Regions from separate parts of the Mus musculus genome. Here regions 1 and 3 are each linked to region 2. A link is a loop called in an ENCODE intact Hi-C map of the cell type or tissue named here. Cell type or tissue: left cerebral cortex. All regions are shown on one strand.

Region 1 (8,000 bases), 110 kb after region 2:
TGTCCTCTCTCACATCCTCCCCAGATTCATGAGTCCATTATCAGCTGGGTTTGCTTTAGTTCTGTGTATGTCAGTAGCAGCTATAGACTGAGATAGGAAGCTAACATCTTAGCTTTGGAACCATTGAAGATTACATCTCCTACTTTCTCTCTCTTTATAGCCCAACTTTCAAGCACAGTTATCTGAACTAGGAGTGCCCCGAATCTGGATAGGCAGATGTGCACCACACAGGTGCTTCTTGGACTAGTTAGTAACTGTCAGAAGCCATCTAGGAAAGATTAAAGGCATGTTTCTTAATTAGGGTTTTACTGCTGTGAACAGACACTATGACCAAGACAACTCTTATAAAAAACAACATTTAATTAGGGCTGGCTTACAGGTTCAGAGGTTCAGCCCATTATTATCAAGGCAGGAGTATGGCAGTGCCCAGGCAGGCATAGTGGAGGAAGAGCTGAGAGTTTAAAATCCATCTGAAGGCTTCTAGGAGAAGACTGCCCTCCTCATGTCTAGGAGGAGGGTCTCATTGTCCACTGCCACAGTGATATATTCCTTCCAATCCTACTCCAATGAAGCCACCCCTCCTAATAATGCTACTCCCTGTGCCAAGCATATTCAAACCACCACAACATGCAAGTGAGTTTCCTGGAGATGGCCCACCATTTTGCATGGCCTGCAATGGGTGAGCTCTTAGGATGCAGGATACTTACAGACTTCGTCCCAGCATTGCATCTTGCTGTAATATTCCTTTCCTGTCACTATTACATAGCCTAATGATTCCTGGGCATCAGCCCACCCTATTGGGCAAATCCCCCAGCAGATCAACGTGAAGATGAACTTTGATGAATTAATACTGTTTAGATTAATCAATGACTTTATGGAATTCCTGATTTGATTCAAATAATTTTAGGAAGTAAGTTTTAGGAGATAGTTTTAGTTGTTTTGCCAAAAAGATGTAAAAAAGTTAGAATCAAAATAGAATGTACATTCTTTTCATAGAACAGTAAGTAAAGGTTGCATAATAAGAAATACAATGAGCTTTCATAAATTGCTCTAAAAAGAGAATTAGACTTAGGACAAATTTGTAATCAAGGAAAAACATTCATTCTAGGTCAGGACCAAGGAAGAAGCCACAGGTGTACACTGTGATAAAGCAAGATGATGTGAAATCGTTGCTTTGAACTTAAATGAGCTTATAGAATGAAACACTGCTTTGTACTTACTACTGACATCCTTCTGTAACTCCCCTTTTGTGTAACATTTTACCTATTGATAATTGTCTAACGAACTTTTGTCTTAGAAGATATAAAAAGGCCAGAGAGAAAAAATAAGTGGTAGCTTGGGGTGCTCTGCCCCATCCATGCAAATGTGTGTGTATATATATGTCTGTTTGTTTATCTTATTTATATACACACATATGTAGGTATATGTATGTAAGTATGCATGAACACTTGTTGAGTTGATGAGACAGGTTGTCTGGCACAATCAGGGAGTGTGTGTGTATGAGTATGTGTATGTCTGTGCATATTGTCTGTGTAAATGATTTTCTTTCCTTTTCTCTCTGGTTCATGTAAAGTTAACAAGTAAGTCTCTCACCTGGCCAGTGAAAGATCCTTGAGCCAGAGAGAAAAGATCTCTAGCAATTAAGCATTTTTTTTCTTTTTAATTCCCTGTTGTAGTCTTCAGGAATTAATTACCAAAGCCAACATCTTTTGGCCTTAGCATATCAAATAGTAATAAATAGAAGGATTGCCAAACAGAAAAAAGCTTTGGCCATGATTACTGATTCCATACCCATCACTGCCTTTCTTAGAGAACTGGTACCATGACTAGACTGTGGCAAGTAAAGATGAAATGTGTGTGTGTGTGTGGGGGGGGGTGTGTACACTCATCTATACCATGGAATGTATACTTATTGTCTTCTTCAGTATTTTCAAACTCTGATGTATTAGATAAAATTGATCTGACCTGTCTTCAGCTTACTTTTTACAAAAAGCCTTCCTGAGTTAACTTTATAGCAACCTAATTTGAATTTAGCTGAAAAAAAAAAACCATATGGCTCTGTGATGCACTGTACACTGACTGAGTTGTTTAAACAGGAGCATTCAGTCTCCCCATCCAAATCACAAGTTCACTGAGGAGCTGCCCTCATTCCAAGGTCTGTACTACTGATAGGAAGACTAGATAGAGGTTGGAAATATATGATGAGATTTTTGTCTAGTTACATGATTCCCAGTAGCTCTGTATGACATGGGAAGGATTAAGGATTGAGTCTAATTTCTGGGAATCTATTGTTTTCTTGTCCATCTTTCCACCTCCAAGCACATGTTCTTGGGATTAAAGATGCATAGAAAGATATGCTTCTGCCCCTGACCATGTGCTCAGGCCTCCATTTACCAAAATAAATGATCAGGAACAGAATAATCTTTCTTCAACCTTCAGCTCTGTTTAGAAAGACCCTAAAGTCTAGTATCTCTGGACTGTCATTGACAGAGTAGGGTGGGGTGGGAGAATTTTTTCTACACAGGACCTTTTCTCACTTTTTATTTCTTTCATCCTTATTTGCATTCTGTAAGGAGGTGACATATTCTAGAATATAACCTCCTTATTTCATTCCATAAATTTAATTGTTATTTCTGTGTTTGTGAAAGATAAAGGATTAAGGCAATGCTTCATATTATAGCACCATTTGTAAATGCTAATAATTATTTATGAAATTATCTAGGATTTTATAGCAAGGAAGATAATAACTTAAACTGATGTATTAAGCACGCACAATCATTATTTTAACAACATGAAATGCACCTCTATAGAATAATCATTTCATAAATATGAAGAAAACATTCAGAGGTGGCACCTTAATTTAAGACGTTACAGGATTCATAGCACCCAAATCCCCAACCCTTTTTCTTCAAGACAGATGGAGTTTCTTATCTGGCTGCACTATTCTTCTTTCTTGAAGTGAAAATGAATTCTTAAATTAAAAGATATATTATCAAGGTAATTTTGGCAATGTGATGAAGCAGTGGGAGAGGAGATAAGACGAAGGATTCCTGGGACCAGAACAAACTGGGGAAATCTTATCTATACTTAGCTAACACCACACATCCCTTTGCTTCCCCCACCCCCCACTTCCAGATGCCCACAGTGTAGCATCACTGCAGGGGCTGAAGAGACACATTATTTCCCTTGAATATTAAGGTTTGAACTACTTTGAGCAAGGGATACCTCAACAAAGAAGATTCAGAGAAATAAAGGAGAGAATCAAGAAGGAAACATCAAATTTGACAAAGAGAGAATGAGAGAGAAAATACAGAAATTGCAGTCTGTTATTTGTATAATGCCAGTTGGCAGACACTGTCATCTGGATGGTGCCCTCTGCTGATCACTTTTATAATTTCAACACCACACACTGAGATGTCCTCAGTGGATGCACTCATCCAATACCAGTAGTAAAGCAGAGTTTAGTACTTACACCCTGTGCTAAGTCTTAAGACTGTGACATGTATTAATCCTAATAAGAAGCAAAATGATGAAAATGAGTCCCAGGCATCTTACAACAGAAGATGTGGCCCAGATTCAAAGTGGGTTTTCTTAGCTCAAAAGGTATGGATTAAAGGTATGTCTTCCTACCTTAAAGGTCCAGATTAGAAGTAGATCTTCCCACTTAAAATTAAATAAATGTCTTTCACAGGTGTGCCCCTACATTTTGGGGTTTTACTTAATTGCAGATGTAACCAAGTTGGCAACTAAGACTAGACACTACAGAAGCCAATACTAGAAGCTTAAATATTAAAAAAAAAATTAAAAACACAAACAACCTCAAAGGGCACGAGCTGAACAGATTGCTCAATTTAAGACAGAGGCAGAAAAGGATGTTACAGTCAAATTTTGTTACTTTCCATGAATTTCAGCTTTTGTCTTTCATTCCCAGTCCCCCTCCCTATAAGCACAGCACCTTTTCATACATTGTATAATTCAATTATTGATCGTTTGCCTCCTTCCACTAGAGTGGAAGTGTCTGACAATATAGTTTTGTCTGCTTTGCACACTGTCTGTATCCTGTGGGAGAATGCCTCAGACATTGTAGTTGTTAAACAAATTGGTGTTAAATGCACAAGCAAGAACTGAGGGCACAGGTACTGGCAGTGCACTAACCTGATATGTAAAAGGTACCTGGCACACAAACACACATGGTGCACTGTTTCCTTGAAATTGCAACTTATTATGAGGAATAAAGTGAGTTTCTATTTCACTGCAAGTGGCACCAGCATTAAAAATTATTGTGTAATGGAATTCTAGCAGAACAATTATTTTCCACAGCTGGGGCAGCATACAGCTTACTCTGCACACCCTCTGTTTACACTCTGCCTTCTTATGAACCTCATGTGCCACAGTTTAGTGGCCAGTAAGTCTTCTAGTCTCTGTGGCCCACGGCTGCTGATTCCATAGGGACTCAGCTGAGCTAGTCTTCATCTGCCCAATGACTCTGCCTTCTTCCAACTGTGACTTGGGATGATAGATCCAGACCAGTATGGATGGCAGAGGTTAGAGGAGTCAAAGGTAAGAGCTTCTGAAATTTTTGACATAAGTTTATGGCCTGCAGTGTGGCTGGGCAGCAGTGAGTGGAGAAGGGAAAGAGGAGCTCACAAGGCAGCTTCTATTAGGCCATCTGGGTAACAAAGCGAGGAATGATCTCAGGTTATAATGGGTGTAGAGGAGCAGAGGGCAGGAAGAGTCTCATCTGAGCTGCCAGCTTGGGAAAATGCAGATGCTCCCCCCACCCCATACACATAGTATTGTCACTGTTATCACCTTCTATGGAATCAGTTTGTCTGAACCTTGGTCTGCCTGACTCATCGTCTTGGCCTGTTGCAATAAAATGCTACATACTGAATGGCTGAACAGGAATTTATCCTTTCAGTCTAAGAAGCTGAAACTATAAGGTTGGTATCCTGGTGAGCTTTTGTCTCTTGCCTGATAAAACTTCTCAGTCAGTACGTGTTTGTTGTTTTTTTTTTCAATATTGGAGACTGAACACAGAATCTCACTCATGCCACACAAGCACTCTACTACTGAGCTACCTTTCCAGCCCTCTTTTAATTTATTTTGAGACAGAATCTCACTAAGTTTCCAAGGTTGGCCTTGAACTCAATCTTCAACACAAGCAGGTTTCCCTTTATTTTGATCCTCCAACTCTGGCTTCTGAGAGGCTGGGATTTTAGACCAGGCTCAGCTTCTTTTTTCTCTTCTTGCAAGGGTATTGGCCATGTTGGGGTAAGTAAGGCACTGTAGTTCTAACTGCATTTAGCTTTTACTATCTCTTCACATGTCCCCACTTCCAATACGTGGTGGAATTGGGAGATGGGGATCTGTCACTGGTATTAGGCCTTTATAATGGACTCCAGATGAATGAGATTTCTGTTCTAAAAAAAAAAGGACAGAAAAAGCTCCCCCACTCACCGTCTGTGTGAGATTACGTTGAACAGGAAGTTAAACCTCACAGACTCTAAGTCTGCTGCCACACCTTGAGTTTAGTCTTCCAGTCTTCAGAACCATGAAAAACAAATGTATGTTGTTGATGCCACCCAGCCTGTTGCATCATTCTACCAATCTGAGTCACTTAAGACATCTGCCTAATTGGAATCATTCCTTTTTACAATTAGTTCTTCATGACCCTGGGTCCAGAGCTGCTCATTGAAAATAGCTTCCTTTTAGTCTGATCATAGATCTTTTTACTGAAATCAGTTTTTTGTTTGCTTGCTTGCATTTTTTTTAAAGGTGCAGAGCTTAGACCAATGGCATTAGTGCCACTCAGAAACCAGTCACAAACACAGTGCCCTGCTTCATGTCTCCTGAATCAGTATGCCGGAGCTAGGTCCCATTGCTCTGAGGCAGAACAAGCTGTACCGTGATTCTGATGCAAGCAGAGTTCTGGGAGAATGTCGTGAGTTGCAAGCAATCTCTTTGAGAATTGTCTATTTCTCAATAGACATCACCTGGCATCACCCTGAAGGCTAATAAAAATGCTGCCACCCCCAGAGGTTTTGATGTGAAGTCTAAAGCACGGCCTGATAATCTAAGTTTCCAGTGAGTCCCTTAAGTGATGAAGACTCTGGCTGGGTCTGGAAGCACTGATGAAATGGACTCTTTTGCTTCTTTCCTGAAAAGTTGTTTTCTATGTATCTTCTGTCTGATGTGTACTTTTTCCTTGACTTGACTTGACTATTCCTTGCCCGACCCTCAGCTTCATTGCCTTGGGCTATCTCTCTGCACCCTACAATAGCCATGGCAGAGGGTGTCCTGCTGCTCTGTAGTAAGAGCCGCCTAAATCACTGGCTGTCCCTTTAATCAGGCTCACTAGAGAACCTCACTAGGGAACCATGATCCTATCACCCAGGCTTTTTGTCCATGACCAGGTTTCGTTTGTTTTCTCTATTCTGCACTAAGTCTGACCTCATCAGGTGCTGGAGCTCAGCCAGGGCAGGGTTTAGTTCTGCTCCCTTGGTGTTGTGATGTGTTGTTATAACTATACTTTCTGTCTCCTAGGTGCCAAGTCTTCTTCAGCACCTGACTTTACACACACACACACACACACACACACACACACACCATCTGTTTTAGTTTATTAATTTATTTTAGTAAACATACAATTTAATAAATTTCTTTATGATATTTTCATACACACATATTAGTTTACTTTGGATTCTAATTTTAATATTTACTATGGAACCTAGGTGCTATAGGCAGGATGCTATAGCACCCTCCAAGTGTCAGGCTTTGCCAATAACTACGTCATGCTTCCCCAGTTTCTGAATATGATCAGCTAGGAGACCAGTCCTTGGATTTATGTCCATTTGGACCTCCCTCCTATTATTGCACCAACTTCTGCCACTCTCCATACCTACCTTTCATCTGCTGGCTGGACAGTTCTCAGTATCAGCCCAGCTTTCACTGGCTGACCCATTCTGATAGGCATTTTTGCCTTTATGAAATCTCACCATTGAGCCTGCCCATCCAGCTACTGTCTTTCTTCCAGGCTGGACTGTGTGACAGGCCTGGGTTATTTCTGGGTTAGTGCTGGCTTTTAGAGATGCAGAGTCACTATGTTCCATATTTTATCATTGAAGGATGGGTTGAATTGTTGGCCAGGCTTCCAAGTCCTTAGGATAAGGGACAGGTGGTGAGTTTTTATTATGTTGTTATCAATTATAGGATCCTTCAGAAATTGCTGGCTGGGATGAACAGAATGAACAACCCTGTGTTTTTTTGTTTGGTTTGTTTGGTTTGTTTCATTTGGGGGTGGACCCCAAGCTTAGGAACCATAGTAATTAGCCCAGCTGCAGAATTGGGCAAACATATCACATGGCTGACACTGCTCCAAGGGGTTGGACTAGTATTAGAGCCACTGGCTCTGATGAGGGCTTTTGTCAGTTTAGGTCTCTGCTTGTGGGAGCAGATGCAAAGAGGCCTTCAGCTTTGACCAGCTGTTCCCACTACATTCCCTATTTTGTCCTTTGTGGCCCAAGGAACTACTGTTATTGAGCCTAAGAATGGGAATTTTGGAAGGAATCCTCAGATCTAGGAAGGCAGCAGAAGTATTTAGAGATAGCGTGGCCACTGAGTGGTGTGGGGGTTCATCTGAAGGAGAGATTGGGATTGGGGTGTGGCACTCACTGAGCATGGACCATGGAAGAAAAAAGAGCATTTCAACCACATGCAAAAAAGAGGCTATGTGTAGTCTCATGGCTCTGAAATTTACCAAAACAACCCAAAAATTAAAAATATGGCTCACTATGCATGCTGGAGCTCTGGGTAAGGAGCATGTTGGCAGATGTCAGAAAAGGGAAAGCTCTGGAGCTGTGTCCAGAGGCTCTGTGGCAACCACAGAACTGACAGGGGTGGGGCTGGGGGAGTGCTCTCCCCACAGTACAGCGCATAAGTTTCACCTGGAGGTGCATGTCTAAAGCTTGTCTCTGGAATCAGATATACACGAGATATGT
Region 2 (8,000 bases):
ATGAGAGAGTGGGCAGGAAGAAGCCACAGAATCACCATTTTGTTTGTGAGAATCACAGTTAAAAGTATCTAACTACATCTGTGTACACATGTTACTTTCTAAAAAAAAAAAAAAAGAATATTACTAATCTTTCTAGAGGGGCATTCTCAAATTCTGCAATGTCTCTTACCACAGTAAAGAAGCACATCAAATACTGAGGAGGAGGAGATAAATATTTATAAAGGATCTTTGAGATATTTAACAATGCTAAATTTCTAGGATCAATTGTCCCCTATTGTGTTCTGATTAGGTTTGTTTGTTATCAACTTGACACAAGTTAAAAATTATTTGGAAAGAGGGACCCTCAATTGAAAAGATGACCCTATAGGATTTTTCTGTATCCAAGTTTGTAGTGCATTTTCTTAACTAGTGATTGATATGGATACCCCAACCAATTGTGGATAGTACCACTTCGGGGGATGTGGTGGTCCTGGATTGTGTAAGAAAGCAGGCTAAGCAAGCCAGGAGCAAGCAAACCAGTAAGCAGCACTCCTCCATGGATTCTGCATCATATGCCTTGAATTTCAACCCTTTTCTCCTCAAGTTGCTTTTGGTCATGGTGTTTATCATGACAATAAGAAACCCTACCTAAGACACCCTGCAGCCACCTATTTCAAAGTAATTTTATATATTTTGCTGTATTAAATTTGGCAGCGCAGGCAAAACCCATATCTTCATTGAGGAGACTGAAATAATTAAGAGGTTGTTGTTATAAGTTAGACAACAAGTGGGTAATGACTAAGCAGGAGACATTAAATTGTCTCCAAATATTTCTTTCCAACAGATGGTCTTCCTCCATCTATAACAGATGAATTTTGTACAGAAACTGACCTTTAGTGTTTGGTAGAGGGCAAGGAAAGCAGAAGCTATGTGTGATCAGAGGTTGGAAATAGCCTACCTCAGAGGAAGTTGGTATACTGTATAAGTGAGCCAATGTGTTCTGACTAGATATGAACTTTGAAAAAGTAATCAAACTACCCAAACAGTTTCATCTTTGTGAGTTGTATGGATACAAATAGTAAATATAATAGACAGGGCACTAAATAGATACAGTAGTTCCAAAAATTATTCTTGTAACAAAGAACTTGATTTGATATTTCTCCAGAGATACAAATGCCAAGGAGCACAGGAAAAGATTTTCAATGTCACTAAGCACCAGGAAATGTAAACTCAACCATAACGAGATAACTATTCACATCCATTAGGTTGACTGTGTGTTTAAAACAGAGAGTAGAGGAGAGCAGGTGCTAACAAGGATCCAGAGGAGTCAGAGCCCTTCTGTAAGGTTGGGAGAAATATCAAATAGTACAGCCACTATTAAAAAAAACAGTAAGATGGACTAGAGTACACAGTACAGAGAACTTGCTTAGTATATACAAAGACCTGGATTCAATCTCCAAGAATTCAAAAAAAAAACCAAAAATATAGTAGTTCCTCTAAAATAGATTTACCATATCGTTTAGAAATTATACAGCTTGGTATTTACCTCAAAGTTTATATTAGGGTGCCATAAAACATGTCCATATGTATTCATAGCCACTTTATTCACAATAGCCAACAAATGGAAAAAAACAAGTGTCTACTAATGAATGAGTAGATGGACAGAATGAAGTACACATACATAACTGAATATTATTCAGACTTAATCCAGAAGTAATCTGTGTTATGATCTCATATCAGTACCTAGAATAACCAAGTTCATGGAGATAGACAGGAGAGCAGTAGTTGCCTGGGGAGTAGGGAACCATGTCATAGGAAGATACACAGAGTTCCAGAGAGACTGGCTTCAAGGTATATGTAGTGTTGATGTTCAAATTACTCAGTTTTAATGAGAAATTGTAATGGTAGTACTTTTCATGTTGTGGGTATTTTACTACAATTAAAAATGTTGGTGAATTCCCCTGTACCTATGACTACGATATAAGAAAATAAAGTAATCTTATATTTTAGAAAGGATCTTGAGAATCTTGATCACAAACACTAAATTAAGCAGATAGTGAAGTGGAAAGAATGGAAATAAGACCTGGGGAGACATGATGCTCTACTAACAAGGACTTTGAGATTAGGCAACATGCTTGAAAACATTCTATTCCTTAGCATGTATAAGATGCTCAGAAGCAAAGGATGCAGAACAGGAGAGTTAGTGGGGAGTCACTGTAACTGAATGTTTATACTAAAAGATCTAAATGGTCTACACAGGGAGAGCTAGCACCTTGTTGCTCATCATGCATCTTGCAAAATGGGGGCTGGGAAGGCTGAGGACCACATACACAGTTATGTTGAAACTTGTACTAGTTAGGTATCAGTATCAAATGAGTTCTGCAGGATGTGTTCATAGGGAAAAACCAAATCCTTTATGTTCCTAATTTGGGGTGTGGGTAGGGCCTGAGTCTCCAACTAGTATAGTGGTTCTTAATCTTCTCAATGCTGTGGTCCTTTAGCACAGTCCCTCATGTTTTGGTAACCCCCAATCATAAAATTATTTTGTTACTACTTCATAACTGTAATTTTGCTACTGTTCTGAACCCTAATGTAAATATCTGTGTTTTCCAATGGTCTCAGGCAACCCCCATGAAAGCATCCTTTGACCCCCAAAGGGGTCATGACCCACATGTTGAGAACCTCTGCACTAGGAAAGCCAGTACTTAAAAGCCCCCTGACAGCAAGCAGACACACTACCTATGGCAGCTAGGAGGCACTGTACCCTTTGCAATAGACTATTAGACTAGCAGGACTAAGAAGGGAATCTTGAAACATTGGGATCCATGGCTAGAAATTCTGGATCCAGAGAAAAATTCCCCCAGGAGGTCTGCTTGGGCCTTGGGATGAAGAGCTCTGGGGAAGAAATGGGATGAGAACATCCCTCTGGAGTGATGGGAACTCCAGAGAATGACAATGCTTCACATGTGCTCGGTAGTGGTAGACCTTGTGAAGTGTGGAAGTCCTGTTATTGGCTCAGGTGGAGGTTGGATGGGGCTGCTCCATCCAGACCCTAATCCTAGATCCTCCACCAATCTCAAAGGAACACACAGAGTTTTCTCTGGTCAGGAATGGAGCAGACTGACTGCATAGACCACAGGTAGAAAGAACAGTTCTTTCCAGAGAAGCACTTATCTTAGATGATGACAATATGTGATCCTGAGAACAGCAGAAGGATAGGAAATACTGAGCACAAAGAACTAGCATTCTGGCACAGATCTATGTAATAACACACACACACACACACACACACACAAACACACACACACATACATACACACACACACACACACACACACACACACACACACACACACATGAAAGAATACTCCATTAAGATAGGCAAAATAAAAACTGATGGGATTATTTTGTCTTTAGCTTTAATCAGTAAGGTTAAAAATTGGCATCAGGCACACATTAACTGTTGCTTGTACTTTGCCTATTTATGTTTACCCTAAATGTTTTTGAAAACTGCACTGAGTTATTCTAAAAACTTGTATCTATGATTTCTGTCACTTTTAAATGCTCTTAAGTTAAAGGATCCTTTTAATATGTAGTTTAAAAAGATTTGTAAGTCAGAGGTACCCACCTGATAGCTGTAGGTAAGAAACCAGTTATTTGAGTAGCCAAAATAAATAAGGCATGTTCCCTACAGCCTAAAGTCTGTCTAAACCATGCAGCCAGCTGTTAGCTACAAGTTTCCCTTCACTGCATTCCCAATTTGTAAGAAAATATTTTACTGTAAAAGAAAACAGCACTTTTTCTTTCACATCCATTCTTTCTCCAGGGCCTAGTTACTGTCAGGAAACAGGATTTACTGTAACACACAAAATTCACACCATGCCATGTACATTCTAACCAATGCAGTCTGACAAGGAAATAAAATAAGAATCACTATTGTTTTAAAAAAAATGAGAAAAATAACACATCATAGTAGATACCTTGGTAGTTCACTTTAAAAATGAAAAAGAACCAACCAAGAAGCTCCTAGAATTAACAGATTCAAGAAAGACAGAAACTAAAGATAAATATTAGACTCCAATAATTTTCTAATATCTACATGATAGCAAATATATGTTAGGATATCCTTGTTTAAAATCCATCAAACTTATAGTAAACAATGTTGGGGATATACCTCAGCAGCAAAACATTTGCCTAGTATGTACAAGGTCTTGGGTTCCATTCCTACCCAAAAGAAAAAAAATATGTTGAAGAAGAGTGGGAATAAATAGGGAAACATTTTAAATTAAAAAAATGATAAAAGATACAAAATAAGACTAGAAAAAACTCAAGGATTTCAGACAAGTTCTTATTCAAATTTGTGTGACTTTTTAAGATTTTTTTAAAAAAAGAGTTGTGAATCATCCTTCTGTGGTCTAATTAGGAAAGATCTGGCTTGTTGGATATTAAAAGCACTGTAATATGAAAACACAGCAGATTAAAATGGACAAATAAAATACCTCTGAAGTACCAGATCATATACAAACTTAATATAAACACAAAAATAAATTCAGTGTGCACTAAAGAGTTACATGTAAGTCTTTTGAGTTACAGTTTAGTTGAATGGTTCATATCTGGGCAATGACAAGGAATTTCTCAACATAAAAGCAAGGTTAAATCTGACTTCAAATAACAACACAATTTAAATTGTTTTTGCCCTTCTTGCTCACTAGATGGGGCCTCTGACTGCCGAAACCCAATATCAGAAATAGCCTGACTCTGTTAAGTCCCAGATTCCTTTTTCAGAGGAGGCCAATTCAGGGTAGCTTCAGGGTTTCAGAGGGGTTGGGGTGTGTGGGAGGAAGACCAAGGCCAACTTACACAACTAGATGCTTCACTTAGTTCCAGGCAGATACCCTGGGCCAACCTCACTTCTCGGATTCCAGAGCATTTGATTTCTCCCTATAGTAAAAGAAAAACAAAGTTAACATGCAAGTATCCTTGCTGGTCACTTCTTCCTCACCTCATTTCTGTCATGGTATTCTCTTGAAAAGATTAGGAAAAAGGAAATTTAAAGCTTGTCAGAGGCCTAGAGATTTCTGTGATTTATTTAGTTACTTCTTTTTTTTTTTTTTTTCTATAGATCAGGGTAGACCAGAATTCACAATGTAGCAATGTAACCCCTGCTGGCCTCAACTCATAATTGTCCTGCCTTTAGTTGTTGTTGACATGCCCAGTGAGATTTGAAATAAAAATTGAGCACCCTTAATCAAAAAATTCAGAATATAAAGTGTTTGAAAATCTAAATCTTTGTGATCCCTAATGTGGTGACGTAAGTGGGGCATATATACTACAGATTTTTGAATGTATAAAATTATTGAAAAGTATGATATAAGATGACCCTTAAATTATGTGCTTATGGTATATAAGAAGCACAGACAAGTTTTGATTTTGGGTCTTATCCTCAAGATATCTCATTATTTATTCAAAAATCAAATTATGTATTCCAAAATAAAAAGGCTGGACTAAAGATTTTCAGATAAGGGTAGGAGGAGTGTAGTTACATTGTTCCCATCTTATAAACTACTCCTATGAGAGAATCAAGCCTTTTGTTAACAAATCTAGACCATAAGCAAGAGGCCATTTGCTTATCTTGGGAACCCCTAGTGATGCTTAAAGGGCAAAAGAAGAAATTGTTTTGTTTTTCTCTTCAGTCAATTACACACTGACAACGGAGTAGCCAGGCAGCTGTTGTTGACACCCGTTTTTCTCTTGGCCCGTAAGAGTCTTTCCATTTATCTGCTATCTCTTTAAAAACAAAAGCTAGGTCCCTCATGGCTGTCTGTAGGCTACATGCTCTAATTTCTGTCTGTCAGATTGAAAGCTGGTGATTGCCACAGGCTAAAATGCCAAGAAGGTCAGACTGAACTCACCACCCTTATGTGTCCAGTTCTGAATTCATTAGATGACATCCTCACTGCCATTCTGGCCTGGGACAGCTACTAAGCCCTTACATATATGAGAAATACTTTGCCCTAAATATTTTAAGAAAGGCAACCCCAGTAGACAGGGGACAGATACAAATATTCCCAAAGGGAAATGGTGTTTCTGAAGAATTAGAGAGCTAGAAGGATCTCTAAGAATCTCCCCAAAGTGCAAAACCTAAAGCACAGATCAGACTTCTCACTGGACTTCACCCTCTCCTCCCCATCTTCCTCCTGACTAGCCTTTCTAGCAATATAAAATACATATTCCATGTTGACTCCAAGATACCTAAATCTCATGCTTTTATGAGCAGTGAGGCATAATCTGCTGTTTGGGGCCCAACTCACCCACCTTAATGGCACTCGGAGCAGAAGATGATGTGTAAGCATATGGCTCGGTGGGTGATGTCATCTCAAAGCTGCTATTATTAGGCGAATAATCAGAAACATTTATAGATGGCAGGCTGGACTTCCAGGTCATCTCTGAAGTGGAAATACTGTCTGAAGTAGTAGGCAGTATGCCAGTTGGGGAAGTCTGTGGTTGTGAAAAAGTGTGTGGAGTTCCAGAGCCTGAAGGGATCCCAGAGGTAACTGTAAAGTTGACCATAGTCTCTGGAATACACCAAAACAGTATATATGCATCTTCACAATGCACTCAGAAACACACAATCTCACTTTGTAGATTTCTGCACAGAAACAGGAATTTGGTGAGGTTACAGTTACTTTATATCTTAATCCTGGCCCAACTCAATTCAAGCCAGCTGTTAGAACCATAGCTATAATATATAGCAGGGGTGTCCACCCTTTTATTAACATTGTATCATGATGTTATCATTACAAATATGTTGGACCTTATTTGTAGCTAACCTGAGATGTATGAGACCTGCAGGTATCAGATTGTCCATGCAAGATCTAGAATGTAGCCAAGGTGCACTCTAATTATGAAACTGAAAATTTTATCCTACAGAAGACTTTTAGTTGGTTTGAACCCAGACCCATCTTCCACCACTTAGAAGAGAACAGAGACATCCATCAATTGAATCCAAACTGATCCTTACTTATACCAGCTGAACTTAGCATGACTATGAGAATCAGTCCTATTCTGGACCCACTTGTCATGTATGGCCTACAAATGTTTCCAACACAGAGAAAGCTATTTAGAACTTATTTAGAATACCATTTCTTACTCAAGAAGAAGGAAGACCAAAGTGTGGATAATTCGTTCCTTCTCAGATAGGGGAACAAAATATCCATGGAAGGAGTTACAGAGGCAAAGTTTGGAGCTGAGACGGAAGAAAGGACCATCCAGGGACTGCTCCACCCAGGGATCCATCCCATAAACAACCACCAAACCCAGACACTATTGCATATACCAACAAGATTTTGCTGACAGGACCCTGATATAGCTGTCTCCTGTGAGGCTATGCCAGTGCCTGGCAAATACAGAAGTGGATGCTCACAGTCATCTATTGGATGGAACACAGGGTCCCCAGTGAAGGAGCTAGAGAAAGTACCCAAGGAACTGAAGGGGTCTGCAGCATTATAGGAGGAACAACAATATGAACTAACCAGTACCCCCAGAGCATGTGTCTCTAGCTGCATATGTAGCAGAAGATGGCCTAGTCGGCCATCAATGGGATGAGAGGCCCTTGGTCTTGTGAAGATTCTATGCCCCAGTATAGGGGAATGCCAGGGCCAGGAAGTAGGAGTGGGTGGGTTGGGCAGCAGGGGGAGGGGACAGGGTATAGGGGATATTCGGAGGGGAAACTAGGAAAGGGGATAGCATTTGAAATGTAAATGAAGAAAACATCTAATAATAAAAAAAAGAATACCATTTCTTGAATCATTGGTTTATATGACCTCATCTGTGGTGGGGGAACAGGCTGTACTAGTTGACTACTTCTAGTTACCTGAGATGGCTGGTGTGGTCTTACTGCTGTCCTGATAGATCAAGTAGTGGCTGGTACTTCCAGGGATGCTAGATGTGATATTTTCCTCAACAGACTCATTGGTAGGAACTGATGGGGATATTCCTTGTGTAGAAGTCTCCGTGGTAGC
Region 3 (8,000 bases), 72 kb after region 2:
TTTTTCTTTGAGGGGTTTAGGGTTAAGGTACCCAAGCATGGGTATGCATCATTTCCCTCTTATTTCTATTAAAAAAATACCCAAACTTTGGACTATAAAACAGCATACATTTAGTGCTTCACAGTTCTGGGTGTTACAGTCCAACATGAGTTTCACTTGTCTAAAAGTGTTTGCAAGACTGTTTCTTCTGGAGGCTCCAGGGAATTCTTCTTGGCCTGTCTTGGGTTTTAGAGAATCTATGTCTTGTTCACAGAGAATTACTGTACTCTGCTTTCATCAGCAAATTCCTATCCATACTTTAAAGTTGCAACCCCTTTCTTTTAAGGGACCTTCTAATTACATCAGGCCCACATACAGTAATCCCTCCATCTCAAGAGTCTTTTACATTTTCTATATTCTTTGAGATTTTTACATGTGTAATGTATTTGATTATGCCCACCCTGTTTCTCCATCTCCAATCTCCCAGACTCTCTTAACTTAATAACCCCAGTTTTTCTTTTTTCTTGATAATCGATTGAGTCCAATTACAGCTTCCTATAAGTATATGAGTGTGGGGCCATCCACAAAGACAGGCAATGTACTAGACGTTGATTCTCTGAAGAAAACTGACTCTCAGTTGGTTCCCTCAACAACTATCAGTTGTTGGTTTTAAGCTAGGAGCAGGGACTTGGTGCATCTTAAGAGTTTTACTGCAATCACAGGTATAAAAGTCCTTCAGCCTGATAATACAATGTAATCACAGACATCAGAGACTAGGACTAGGACTTCTTTGAGCCAAAGGATTAGGGGATGGAGATGGCAGAACATTTGCAACATCAATAAAATCTAGATTTTCAGATAAATATTTAAAAATAAATATTCCTGGACGAAGAAGCACAGATTTATAATCCCAGCAATTGGCGCACAGAGACAGAAGATTGTTTGAGATCAGACTGGGCAAAAAAAGGAAGAGGGAGGACCCTGCCCAAATAATAACTAAAACCAAAACAAGAAGGAAAACATCTACATACAATAGTGAGCTCTCCTTCTTCAAATAAGTCACAGAGTAACTTTATAAAGATTTTCACTGCCTTTATATAACCAATAGAAACAGACTTAACTGCTATGGGGAAGAAGCTATTGGCAACATCACATGTAGGTCCCACAGAAGAAGAAAGAACTTTCTAGGTTGAGAAGTTATAATCCTATGTGTGTCTCACTGAGGTCTGGCTACAGCCTTGAGACACCAGTAGTTAACAATTGATCACAGTCCTTCAGCTACTCTAATCTACACTTCTCTGGTTCCATAGACTCCAAAACACTTACAAAAATCATTAAACTGCATTTTGTAGGCCAGTTTCAGGTTCATAACAAAACTGAGCTGAAAGTACAGAGAGTTTCCATATACACAGGCCCCACACCCACACCCTCCTCCACAAAAACATTTTTGAAAGCAGAGTCCTTGGCTTCTTTTCATTTCCAAAAGTAATACCAAGATAAAAAATTTAAATGTAGCTGCTCTGGCTGAAGTGTCATTTGCAGTCTCTCAACCTCTGTCAGACCCTATGTATGGTTTGAAATGTCTGTTTTAGTGTTCCTTCCATGAGTGGAACATGGGGAATAATGTAGGTTAGAAATTACTTTCTGCACTACAGAAATAAGAAGAATGTGTTGGAAATTATCCTTCAGGCTGCAAAAGCAATAAACAATAATGTTCTGCCAAGAACTAGAACAGAACAGGCTTCCATTCTGAGACTTGGTTTCCCATCTCTGCCACAAAGCAGAGGCTTTTCTGTGCTATGAATCAGTTTATTTTAGCTACAAGAGTAAAAGGCTCTGGTAGGCTATAGCTGAAATGTGTACCCCTACCTCAAGGTTAATCTCATCCACTCATGTATTGAGGGGGTTTCTTGCTGTGCACTCCTTAGATTCTGAGGACAAATAAATTAGTTGTTTGGGGGGAAGAAGAGGGCCAGAGAAATAAATAGAAGTAAGTGCTGAGTGTCCTTGGAACACAGTGTTGGAAGAGCTTCCAGGAGAGGTACAGACCTAGAAAGTTTCCCAGAAGAAATGGTGCTTTGCCCAATATCAAAAAGACAGAGAAGAGTTAGCCCATTGTGGAGATTTGGTAGGCTAGGATCCTGGAGTTGAATGATCAAAACTAGGAAATGGAGAAGAGCTAAAATAGTTTTGTTTTTTTCTTAAAGTAATCAGGGCATAACTGGCATTTAGGGGAAAGGCCCTGGCTCCAGTAGTAGCAAAATGTTAAGCCTGGTACACTCTAATATACTAATTAGAGTACTAGTAAAAAGGAAGAAAAGAAGAAGGAGGAGGAGGAGGAGGAGGAGGAAGAGGAGGAGGAGGACAGATTTATCTAAAGCATTAGGAAGAGGAACAGATAAAGGGGCCAGTGAACCCCAAGTCCATTTTCAGGACATTGACAGGATCTTTAGGGTTAAATAGAAGACATTAGGACAGGAGTAAATACCACTAAGCAGTCATAAAGATGTAACCCGGTTGATTATTATTGTCTACTGCCTCACCTCCCAAGGGCTAGAATTACATATGCTTGTCCCACACTTAATTCTTCTTAGTTCTTGTTCTGAAAAGTGAAGAAATTATTAGGGCTGACATCACTTGAGGGGAGCAATGTTTGTCTTGCAAATGATTATTTCTGCTCCAAGATGCATTCTCATCCTAGGGTGGGGATAGAATAGTCTATTCTAAAAGGATTTGATCTTAAAAATCCAAAGTGACTGTAGTTTGGACAATAAGTTCCTTTATATCTTTATCCTAAAAAGAGGGTGAGACAGATTAGGTATATGGACTCCTAAACTGGATCGAGCAGGAGATGGAGACAAAGTGAAATGAAGACAGAAATTCTGAGCTTTCATCATGCTTTCAGCCACCTACTGGGCCCTGTTGAAGAGGTAGGTACTTTTAGCAAATGCATCTTCTAATTGCCTGTTATACGGGCAGATGTTGCAACCGACCTCGAGGCTTATTTAATTGTGGACTTTGTCTAGGAGCCAAGACAGCCAACCAGGTTCCTAAAGGTTCAATAGGGGGTGGGGGGTTGGGGTGGGGGGTGGGGTGGTGAGAGTGGGGGTGAGGGGGCTTTGATTTGCTCTACCTCCTTCTGAGTGATTGACTGTGAATCACCAAGGTTATTTCTTTGCTGTAATCATGAGCTGGAATATTTGCAACCTTTAGGTTGGTGGGATTCTGTGAGCAAAAGACTGAGGCAACTTGCTCATGCAGATTAGAAGACCAAGGTGGGTCTAAAAATGGGGGTTGGGTTTCCATGAGCTGAAATTCCAGACTGAGGTTTAGGGCCTCAGGGGAGGAGTGGTGAGAATTGAGATGGGATCCAGGGCCAGGGGGGATCTGAGGGCCAAGATGGCTGTTGAGAGCTGGTGATGGGGCAGTTCAGGGCAGGTGTAGACTGCTGATGGCCTGGACTGGAACTGAAAGTGAAAGCCAGAACGAACTTTGAGGGCCAAATTGGTTTAGGAGAGCCCTTCTATGGTTTACTCTCAAATTCTCACGTCTCAGTTTCTCAATAAGAAACCAAGATAAGGGATTCTTGGTTAGAAACCCCACAATCGTCCTACTGTTCCAGCCAGGGACCCCAGAGTCATTTAGAGCAGCTGCTAGCAGCACAGACTTGTATTGGCCTTTTGCGCAGGCGCAAATTGCAGCTCCTAGACCGCCTGGTGGGCACTGTAGCTCGCGTGCACCCTCTGGTGGATGCTTGGAGCAATGGCTGGTGGCTGGGAATGCACAAATTTATTTCAGGCGCCCGGCCAAACGCAGTGATTTTCCAGGTCCATGCAAGCCAGGAGGAGCGAGTTGCAGGGAAACTAGACGGAAGTGCCACGCAAACCCGCCTTTTCTGCATTGTTTTGGAGTCAGGTGAGAGCAGTGACGGGAAACGCTGCTCGCCCCTCCTGGCCTGGACCATCTCTGGCCTTGAGAGGGCACTGGGCCCAATAGCTGCTCATTTTGGAGGCTACAAGAGACAATATGTCCAGATGAAGACTAGAGCTGGCCCGCGCATTCTTCCTGGCCAGTATACAGAGTACATGTTACCTCTGCTCACTCGCAGTAAAGGCGTAAATAATGTGAGGAGAGACACTGCCCAGAGAGGCTAGAGTTCTGCAAAACTTGTTGAAGTTGAGGCATGACCCAGGACCTGCCTATGCTTAGCAGAAAGGTCTCCCCAACCACGTGTAAGGCTCAGTTAGGAAATGTGAACCCACAAAATGAGAATTGCAAGTCCTGTTAATTAGGAACACACACATGTTCACTTTTCTTAACTTTTGAGGGCTCCTGTCTCCAGACTCTAAGTTATTCTTGCTTGATCTTCTTGAGTCCCATTGTATTCTGTTTGGAGCAGTCACTTTGAAATGTGTTTCCTCCAGCCTAGGACTTGACAATTAGTCATCAACATTATCACTCACCTTCTGTCCCTTTTAAGAACATGTTGAGTATTCCAATTTTTTTCCATCTGAAATTTTGAGTGCATTCAGTTGAGAAATGGCCTCTCTAAAGCGTTCCCCCTTTTCACACTTTCTCCAGCCCAGACTGGATCCCTTTGATGGTCATCATCCAGTTCTCCAGGAGGACCTGTTTGAGTAAATTGGAGAATAAAAAACAACTTCAAAAGTGTTTTTATCACTTTTGTAGAAATCATGCATTCTATTCAAAGATACCCCCTTTTCTCCGATACTGGCAGTGACCACAGGTGCCTGGGTTTTTACTATATAACAGCATCACAGGCACTGTGGGTGAGTAAGGCTCATGGCATGCCCTCACTATGATGACACACTGTCTCGTGTTCTTCAGGAAATATCCAAGAAGATGACCTCATTGGCAAGTTGGCACAGTGCCCTTGTTGCACAAAGGGATACATTGAGATCCAGATAGAAGGCACTAACTGATCACTCAGCAAGTTTATAATAAGGTTGGAATTAGATCCCAGGTTTCCTGATATCCACTGCATTTGTTCTTCTATTGTGTTTTGGAGACTTTGAGACTTGGAAGATGTTTCCTTGTTGTATATGTTTACTTAGGGATCATTAATAGCAGTCTCACTATGTACTAGGCTTAAGGCAACACATGCACAGTTACATATTCCACAGTGAAGCTTCAACCACTGATGAACTCACAGATAGCAGTGGTCCTGAGGACTGTGACAGAGCTGAAATGTTCATATTATTCAAGGATATTGTAGCCATTTAGATGTCATGATGCAGCTCATCACTCACACTTGTCGAGATGGAGTGAACAGTTCTAACTACCTTACACAACGTAAAGTGCACATGATCAAGTTCAGTGTATAATACCTGATGATGAGTGGCTATCTTAATGATTTATGCTATTTGTAATTATTATTTTAGAGTTCATTCTTCCTTTTTAAATTTACAGTTAAAAAGTGCACATGTTCTACCAGCGTCAGTTTCATATGCCATATGTTCACTGGTCTCATACCAAAGGCAGTGTTAATTGATAAGCTTCACCATCTATGTGTATGTGAGTTCATTCTGTAATATTTGCTTGCTGACAAAATGCATGTACCTCTATATGTCCCTACCATGAAGCAGTTTATGACAGCGCATGGGGAAGATGTAGATCCAAAAGCTTGTCACTCAGCTGGACAGAGGAAACATGCCTTTATCATCTTTACATGCACTCTGGCCATTTTTATGTTCATTTTTCATCTCCCACACTCTTCCAAAGAAAATAACCTGAAATAATACAAATCCCTTGCCAAAAGGCATCTCAAATCCAGTTTTGGCTACTGACATATTGATGGACATTATCCAGTGGCCTTGAGGAGGTGGTGGGCAAGCAGAGCCATGGCCTATAATAAGGAGAGACAACTCAGCGTACACCCTCCAGTGAATAATAGAACAAAAGCTGCCAGTGCCTGCCTGCAGGATCAAAGCTCATGGGCAAGCATTGTGTCTCTCAGAAAAATAGATCCAAAAAAGGCACTTGAGCGGTGAAGCCATGGAACTTTCTGGGAAGGAAGCATGGACAGTAGACAGACTTGCTAGAGAGAGGACCGCTATACTCTACTATACAGAGGTCCTTTCTTGTGGTATTTCTCTGGAGTTGGAGGACTGACCCCTCTGTCCTCCTCACATGTCATCTATCTCAAAGCTCGGAGAGATAGAGTGCACTAAGCCTGAGATGAATCCTGAACTAGGTGGTAGGAGACTTGAGATCTGTGAGCTTAGGCACCCCACGAGTTTTCTAGGTCTTAGTTTCCCCATTTGTAAAGAAAGGGGAAAAATATTCCTCAAACCCCCTTTTTCTGTCAACAAGCACATTTCTATGAAAGAAGGAAGACTAGATCAGTTGCTATCAGGCCCTTGTCTGGTTACTGACTGAAAAGTAGAGCAGTGACCACTGCTATTCTGGGTCTCAGTAAGAAAATGCCCATTTCCTGGGAAATCTGGAGATGGCTCAAAGGCAGACTTATTCATTCTCTCTTATAGCCTGATTACACTTGCCAGTAGACAAAGCAGCAATAGCCTCAGAATAACTCTAAGGGCAAATTCATTAGCATTAGGATTTAAAACCTGAAAATAGTTTCTAGGATACTAAATTCTGGGGCTGGAGGTTGGCTCAGAGGTTATAAGCACTTATTGTTCTTTCATAGGACTGAGGTTCAATTTCCAGCACTTACAAGACAGCTTAGAGCTGTCTATAACTCTAGTCCTCTTAACTTCTGGGCAATCTCTCCAGCCCATGTTGACTATCTTTTTAAATGCTTAATAGAAGATTTAGAAATGTCTATAAGTTAAATGTATTGTTGCTTTTTCAGTTGAGATTTTTGTTCTTTAGGTGAACTGTAGTATTCTCTCTCTATTTTGGATATGAGTCCGGAGTCACATATATGAATCGCAAATGTTTTCTCCTGGCCTGGGGCTTGCCCTTTCTTTGATCTTATTTATTTATTTAGACATTTATTTAGATCTTATTTATTTTATGGCTCACGGTATAGCCCTTGCTGGCCTGTAACTCATCATAAACACCTGGCTGGCCTCAAACTCACAGAGAACAACCTGCTTCTTCCTCTCTACTGCTGAAGCTAAAGGCATGTTCAGCCTGCATTTTCTTTTTTCATATAATGCCCTTTGAAGACTAGAAATCTTAAGCTTTTGATGAAATCTAATTAGTTGATATTTTCTCTTGTGTTTTTTTTTTAGAATTGTCCCCCTCCCCCCAAATAATCTTATCCTGAGGTCACTAATATTTCCTCTATATTTTCTTACAGTTTTAGTTTTTATATATAGATGGATGAACCAGTTTGAATCAGTCTTTGGTACAGGGTAAGGTAAGAACTCAGTTGACTTCATAATTTTTTTTTGTAGGTGATTTAACTGCATCCTTTTATCTTCTGGAAGAAGTCATTTGTACTTTATCAAACATAAACTGAAGGCTAGGCTTGATGGTTCACACCTCTAATTCCAGCAGAGGCAAGCAAATCTCTGGGAATTTGAGGCCAGTTTTGTTTCCATAGTGAGTTCTAGGCCAGCCAAGGCCACATAATAGTAAGATTCTGTCTTGAAAAAATAAATAAAAAATTTAAATATTAATAATATATCACTACAGTTTGACTCCTTTGATCACCACTTTGTTCCACAGATCTGACTTTGTGCTTGCTTCATACTATCTTAATTATAGTAGCTATTTGCTAAGAATTATACTTAGATGATTGCAGCCTTGATCTAATTTTATTTAATATTTGATATTATTTTGTGATTGTTTACATTCAATTTTATTTAAAAATTATGAATGAAAATATTTACTGGAGGTGAATTTATCACAGCCCTGACTCCAACTTTGTTTTTCTCATTATTGTGGTTACTTTGCATTGCTTCCATTTCAATACAAACCTTAGGATAAGTTTGTTAATTACCTAAAAAATGTCTATTGGAGTTTTAACTAGGCTTATATTGAACTTGTAGATCAGTTTGGAGATCTTAACTATATTGAGTATTTTGTGC

The links. Peaks named below come from ENCODE experiments on the same cell type or tissue, not always from the same donor. Only the 100,000 strongest peaks of a DNase experiment are listed, where the experiment ranks them.
Region 1: a loop joins it to region 2, with 4 times the contacts of the local background. A loop is called at or near these places in 14 of 42 quality-filtered maps.
Region 3: a loop joins it to region 2, with 7 times the contacts of the local background. A loop is called at or near these places in 33 of 42 quality-filtered maps.

What each region holds. Positions count from the first base shown.
Region 1 is chr1:194,834,815-194,842,814 of GRCm38, reverse strand. No RefSeq gene overlaps it. Among named protein-coding and RNA genes, the nearest start is that of Mir3962, 17 kb to the right of the region's middle. In left cerebral cortex, a CTCF peak has its summit at 3,382 (motif pointing left); DNase peaks (open chromatin) are centred at 3,110 and 3,379.
Region 2 is chr1:194,947,859-194,955,858 of GRCm38, reverse strand. Cd34 (CD34 antigen) reads right to left here. Exons shown (of 8, transcript NM_133654.3): 2 at 7,853-8,000; 3 at 6,295-6,554; 4 at 4,840-4,920. It overlaps Gm16897 (predicted gene, 16897), which reads left to right. Exons shown (of 5, transcript NR_033564.1): 5 at 1-100. Among named protein-coding and RNA genes, the nearest start is that of Cd34, 13 kb to the right of the region's middle. In left cerebral cortex, CTCF peaks have their summits at 2,718 and 4,672; a DNase peak (open chromatin) is centred at 4,731; H3K27ac peaks cover 233 bases.
Region 3 is chr1:194,875,460-194,883,459 of GRCm38, reverse strand. No RefSeq gene overlaps it. Among named protein-coding and RNA genes, the nearest start is that of Gm39748, 22 kb to the left of the region's middle. In left cerebral cortex, a CTCF peak has its summit at 3,735 (motif pointing left); DNase peaks (open chromatin) are centred at 1,419, 1,685, 3,731 and 4,770; H3K27ac peaks cover 4,098 bases.